Regions from separate parts of the Homo sapiens genome. Here region 2 is linked to region 1. Evidence: read pairs that join two places in POLR2A ChIA-PET (ENCODE). Cell type or tissue: endothelial cell of umbilical vein. All regions are shown on one strand. Each heading gives the region's core, and the rest is flanking DNA. Links, peaks and the distances in the headings are about the cores only.

Region 1 (2,918 bases), core at 288-2,787:
CCAGGCTGGGCTCAGACTCCTGATCTCAGGTGATCCACCTGCCTTGGCCTCCCAAAGTGCTGGGATTACAGGCATGAGCTACCGCGCCCAGCCTGATTTTTTGTATTTTTAGTAGAGACAGGGTTTTGCCATGTTCTCCCAAAGTACCGGAATTACAGGTGTGAGCCACCGTGCTTGGCCCCTGTATAATTTTAAAATTAAAAAAAATTAAAAATACCTGGAGTTCTGGCCTCGAAAATCCCATCCTTGTGCGTGCTGCTTCCAGTCTTGAAGAGTGAACCTGGCCATCAGTGATTCTGAAGAGACAGTGACCACATAGAACCCAGCACAGCAAACTGAGAAACTGCCATTTTTATTGTATTTTATTGTTTCCTGTAGAGATGGGGGGGTCTCACTACATTGCCCAGTCTGGTCTTGAACTCTAGGGCTTAAGCAATCCTCCTGCCTCAGCCTTCCATAGTGCTGTATTACAGGTGTGAGCCACCATGCCTGGCCTGGCCATCTGTATTTTTTTTGTTTGTTTGTTTTTTGTTTTTGAGACAGAGTCTCACTCTGTCTTCCAGGCTGGAGTGCAGTGGCATCATCTCAGCTTACTGCAACCTCTGCCTCCTGGGCTCAAGCCATTCTCCTGCCTCAGCCTCCTGAGTAGCTGGGATTACAGATGCCCAACACCACGCCCAGCTAATTTTTGTATTTTTAGTAGAGACGAGGTTTCACCATGTTGGCCAGGCTGGTCTTGAACTCCTGACCTCAGGTGATCCACCGGTCTTGGCCTCCCAGAGTGCTGGGATTACAGGTGTGAGCCACCACACTCGGCATTTTTTTTTAATTTTTTTTTTTTTTCCTCAGAGACCTTTGTTCTGAGATCTTTATTCCCTCTCCCTGTTCTTTTTCCTTGTCTAGTCTACCTCACAAATCATTTCATGAGTAATTTCCCTAAAGCAAAGAGCAAATATTTATTAAGCATTTGCCATTATTTGTACTCAGTATTTGGTAATGGCAGGAATGTTTGAGGAAAGCTAATATGTTAGTAATATGGAGCAATGTGAAGTTAAGAAGAGAGGGAGATGGCAACCAATCAGAAGACTATATGAGGCCAGGCTTTATTCATCCTGTTCAGAGGTGGTCACAGCTTCCCAATGCCTGCAAAATAAAGGCCAAATTCCTGAGCCTAATATCCAAGACCATCCAGTCTATCCTCAACATACCTTTCTGATATCTTCATTACTTCTTCCCATTAAAAGCCTCCAATTCAGCCAATTTTTTTTTTTTTTTTTTTTTTTTGAGATGGGGTCTTGCTGTGTCTCCCAGGGTGGAATGCATGACACCATCATAGCTCACTGCAGTCTCAAAACTCCTGGGCTCATGTGGCCCTCAGCTTCCTAAGTAGCTGCAACTACAGGTGTGCACCACCACATGCAGCTTCAGCCTGGCTTTTGCATGTGTGCGTACCTGTTCAGTTACTTCTCCTGTCTCCTTAAACCTTGCTTCCTTTATTGATTGATTGATTGAATGATTGATTGAGACGGAGTTTTGCTCTTGTTGCCCAGGCTGGAGTGCAATGGCACGAACTCGGCTCACTGCAACCTCTGCCTCCCGGGTTCAAGCAATTCTGCCTCAGCCTCCCGAGTAGCTGGGATTACAGGCGCCCGCCACCATGCCCAACTAATTTTTGTATTTTTAGTAGAGACAGGGTTTCACCACATTGGCCAGGCTGGTCTTGAACTCCAGATCTCAGGCCATCCACCAGCCTCGGCCTCCCAAAGTGCTGGGATTACAGGCGTGAGACACCATGCCCAGCTGAAATCTTGCTTCCTTTAAAAATAGGATCAAAGTTGTTGTTTCATGGGTACAGAGTTTCAGTTTTGCAAGGTGAAGAGTTCTGGAGATGGATGGCAATGATGGCTACACAACAATGTGAATGTACTTAACACTGCTGAATTGTACACTTAAAAATGGTTAAGGCCAAGTGCAGTGGCTCATGCCTGTAATCACAACACTTTGAGAGGCCGAGGCAGGAGGACTGCTTGAGCCCAGGAGTTTGAGACCAGCCGGGGCAACATGGAGTGACCTTGTCTTTACAAAAAATATTAGCCGGATGTGGTGGCACACACCTGTAGTCCCAGCTACTCCAGAAGCTAAGAGGGGGGAGATCTCAAGTCTAAGTCAAGGTTACAGTGAGCCATGTTCATGTATTGCACTGCAGCCTAGGTGACCGAGCAAGACAGTCTCAAAATAACTAAAGAGAGAGATTCTGTCTCTAAATAAATTAACAGTTTATGGTAAATTTTATGTGTATTTTACAACTGAAAAAGAAATTAGAAGCTGATTTAACTTTTTAAAGATAGACTCAAATCGTACTCTCCTCAAGGCTTCCCTGAGTTCTCTCCTTTGAACTCTTAGAGCTCTTATTATCTTTACAGCTCACATGGATTGTAACCATTCACAATTTTTTTTTTTTTTTTTTTTTTTGAGACAGAGTCTTTTTCTGTCAGCCAGGCTGGAGTGCAGTGGCGCAATCTTGGCTCACTGCAACCTCTGCCTCCTGGATTCAAGCAATTATCCTGCCTCAGCCTCCTGAGTAGCTGGGATTACAGGCGCCCGCCACCACGCCTGGCTAATTTTTGCATTTTTAGTAGAAACAGGGTTTCACCATGTTGGCCAGGCTGGTCTCAAACACCTGATCTCAGGTGATCCACCTGCCTTGGCCTCCCAAAGTGCTGGAATTACAGGCGTGAGCCACAGTGCCCAGCCTTTTTTTTTTTTTTTGTAGATGGAGTCTCGCTCCATCACCCAGGCTGGAGTGCAGTGGTGCAATCTCCACTCACTGCAACCTCTGCCTCCTGGGTTCAAGTGATTCTCCTGCCTCAGCTTCACAAGTAGCTGGGACTACAGGCACATGCCACCATGCCCAGCTA
Region 2 (2,918 bases), core at 307-2,806, 100 kb before region 1:
TGAAATAAATTTTTTAACTTCTGTTCGGATTTTTTTTCCTGACATGGGTACTTCTCTTTACATCTATAGCTTTAAAAAGTTTTATTATAAATTTCAAAAACATACAAAAGTATAAAGAATAGTATCATAAACCCCCATTTGCCTATTACCTAAACCCACTGATTATCGAGACTTTACTATACAGTGCTTGTTTCTTCACCTATCCCTAACTTAACATCTTTTGTGTATATGAAACATTTTAAAGAAAACTCCAACCACCAGGTTTTTTACCCCAAGGTACTTAGGTCTGCATCTCTTAAGAAGATGGGACACTTTTCATCTAGCTACAGACAGCCATTATCATTACATCTAACAATATTAACAATAACAGTAATTCTTTGGTGTCCACCAACACCCAGTCCATATCAGAATTTCTTCAGGTAGCTCAAAGATTTCCTTTTACAATTGGTTTACTCAAATCAGGATTTCGACAAGGACCACACATTATAGTTGGTTGATATTCTGCATTTAATTACCCTTTTCTCCAAATCAGTGGATTTGTTGAAGAAACTGAATTATGTTGTCATACAGAATGTCCTGCATTCTGGATTTATCTGTTTGTTTCCTGTATGTCTACGTTCTTTTTTTTTTTTTTTTTTTTTTTTTTGAGACGGAGTCTCACTCTGTTCCCGCCCAGCCTGGAGTGCAGTGGTGCCATCTCGGCTCACTGCAACCTCCACCTCCTGGATTCAAGCGGTTCTCCCCCCTCAGTCTCCCAAGTAGTTGAGATTACAGGCATCCACCACCACACCTGGCTAATTTTTTGTATTTTTAGTAGAGATGGGGTTTCACCATATTGGCCAGGCCAGGCTGATCTTGAACTCCCGACCTCAGGTGATCCACCTGCCTCGGCCTCCCAAAGTGCTGTGATTATAGCCATGAACCACTGTGTCCGGTCTTTTTTTTTTTTTTTTTTTGCACACGGCAAATCAGATTTGGGTCTAACTTTTTGGGGGGCAAGAATATTTCATAGGCTGTACTATGTACTTTGCATCATATCAGGAGACACGTACTATCTGTTAGACCTATAGTGAATCTACAGTTGATCAGTGAGTTCAGATGGCAATGACTCCCTTTATTTTAAAGACCCCCGTCAAACTTTCATATGTTCTCATGCCTATTGCCTGAATCATTAATTACCTAGAAGTTGCAAAATGCTTAGTTTCCAATAGTCTCACATATTCTATGTGTACTATCTATAATTCTTTTGTAAAACAGAATCTTCACTATTAATTAAGGCTACTTAGTTACCCTGCTATGTATAATAATTTGAAACAAAAAAACAGGATAGGTGCTTAATTTTTTCCCCTTAATTGACATTTTTCAGAATAAAGAGTTGATACGCCGTACACCTACAGTCGTGATCTATTGTTTGTTTCTTGAATGGGAGGACACCTAACTTTCATTAGGAAATTACGCGTTTTTATGTATTCGGTGTTTCAGGTTCAGTCATATGTTCTTTAATACTAAATTGTCTTATGTTTGGCCAGAGAGTCTCTCCATGTTGGCTTATATGTCCTTTTCATATGACCTCTGTCTTTTATGATTTCCTTCCTTTCTTTCAAGTACAATGAGATTTTCCAGTACTATCTTGTATACTTTCCTGCTCCAATTCTGAAATCAGCCATTTCTCCAAAGAGCCTTTGTTTGTCTTAGTAGGGAATGGTATTTAGAGTCCATAACCAGCATAGTAGGAGTGTTCATTGCAATAGTGTTATTTATTTATTTTTTTAGACAGAGTCTTGCTCTGTTGCCCAGGCTGGAGTGCAGTGGTGCGATCTTGGCTCACTGTAGCCTCTGCCTCCCTGGTTCCAGCGAGTCTCCTGCCTCAGCCTCCTGGGTAGCTGGGATTACAGGTACACGCCACCATGCCCAGCTAATTTTTATATTTTTAGTAGAGACAGGGGTTTCACCATGTTGGTCAGGCTGGTCTCGAACTCCTGACCTCAGGTGACCTGCCTGCCTCAGCCTCCCAAAGTGTTGGGATTACAGGCATGAGCCACCACGCCTGGCCGCTATAGTGTTATTATTTCTCATTGCTACTTGACCTTTATAGTGGACAGAGCTAAGATGTATGTTTTTTATGTGCTTTTGTATTTTTTAGAGACAGGATCTCACTGTTACCCAGGGTGGAGTGAACTGGCGTGATCACACTTCACTGTAGCCTTGAACTCCTGGGTTCAGGCAATCCTCCTGTGTCAGCCTCCCGAGTAACTGGGACTACAGGCACTCACCACCACACCTGGCTTTTTTTTTTTTTTTTTTTTTTTTGAGATGGAGTCTTGCTGTGTCGCCCAGGCTGGAGTGCAGTGGTGCCATCTCAGCTCACTGCAACGTCCGCCACCTGAGCTAAAGTGATTCTCCTGCCTCAGCCTCCTGAGTAGCTGGGATTACAGGCACACACCACTACACCTGGCTAATTTTTGTATCTTTAGTAGAGAAGGGGTTTCGCCATGTTGGCCAGGCTGGTCTTGAACTTTTGACCTCAAGTGATCCGCCCTCCTCGGCCTCCCAAAGTGCTGGGATTACAGACGTGAGCCACTGCGCCTGGCCTATTTTTTTTTTTAAAGGAAAAAAATCAGAAATATATACAGATGATTACAATTCAAAGTTAATATTTCAGGGGTTTTGTTTAACGTCATTGATATTTACAATGGAATCTCTGGTTGGGTGTGGTGGCTCCTACCTGTAATCCAAGCACTTTGGGAGGCCGAGGTGGACAGATCGCTTGAGCCTAGGAATTTGAGACCAGCCTGGGCAACGTGGTGAAACCCCGTCTCTACTAAAAATACAAAAATTAGCTGGGCATGGTGGCATGCCCGAAATCCCAACTACTTGGGTGACTGAGGTGAGAGGATCACCTGAACCCAGAAGGTGGA

Evidence for each region. ChIA-PET counts read pairs that join two places held together with the same protein. Peaks named below come from ENCODE experiments on the same cell type or tissue, not always from the same donor. Only the 100,000 strongest peaks of a DNase experiment are listed, where the experiment ranks them.
Region 2: POLR2A ChIA-PET joins it to region 1 with 14 read pairs; 6 of 35 experiments call an interaction of 5 or more read pairs at or near these places.

Annotation. Positions count from the first base shown.
Region 1 is chr17:16,339,168-16,342,085 of GRCh38, forward strand. No RefSeq gene overlaps it. Among named protein-coding and RNA genes, the nearest start is that of CENPV, 13 kb to the right of the region's middle. In endothelial cell of umbilical vein, for the core only: no CTCF peak of the experiment used is centred there; no DNase peak of the experiment used is centred there.
Region 2 is chr17:16,234,816-16,237,733 of GRCh38, forward strand. All of the region lies in intron 2 of PIGL (phosphatidylinositol glycan anchor biosynthesis class L), which reads left to right. Among named protein-coding and RNA genes, the nearest start is that of PIGL, 19 kb to the left of the region's middle. In endothelial cell of umbilical vein, for the core only: no CTCF peak of the experiment used is centred there; a DNase peak (open chromatin) is centred at 1,606.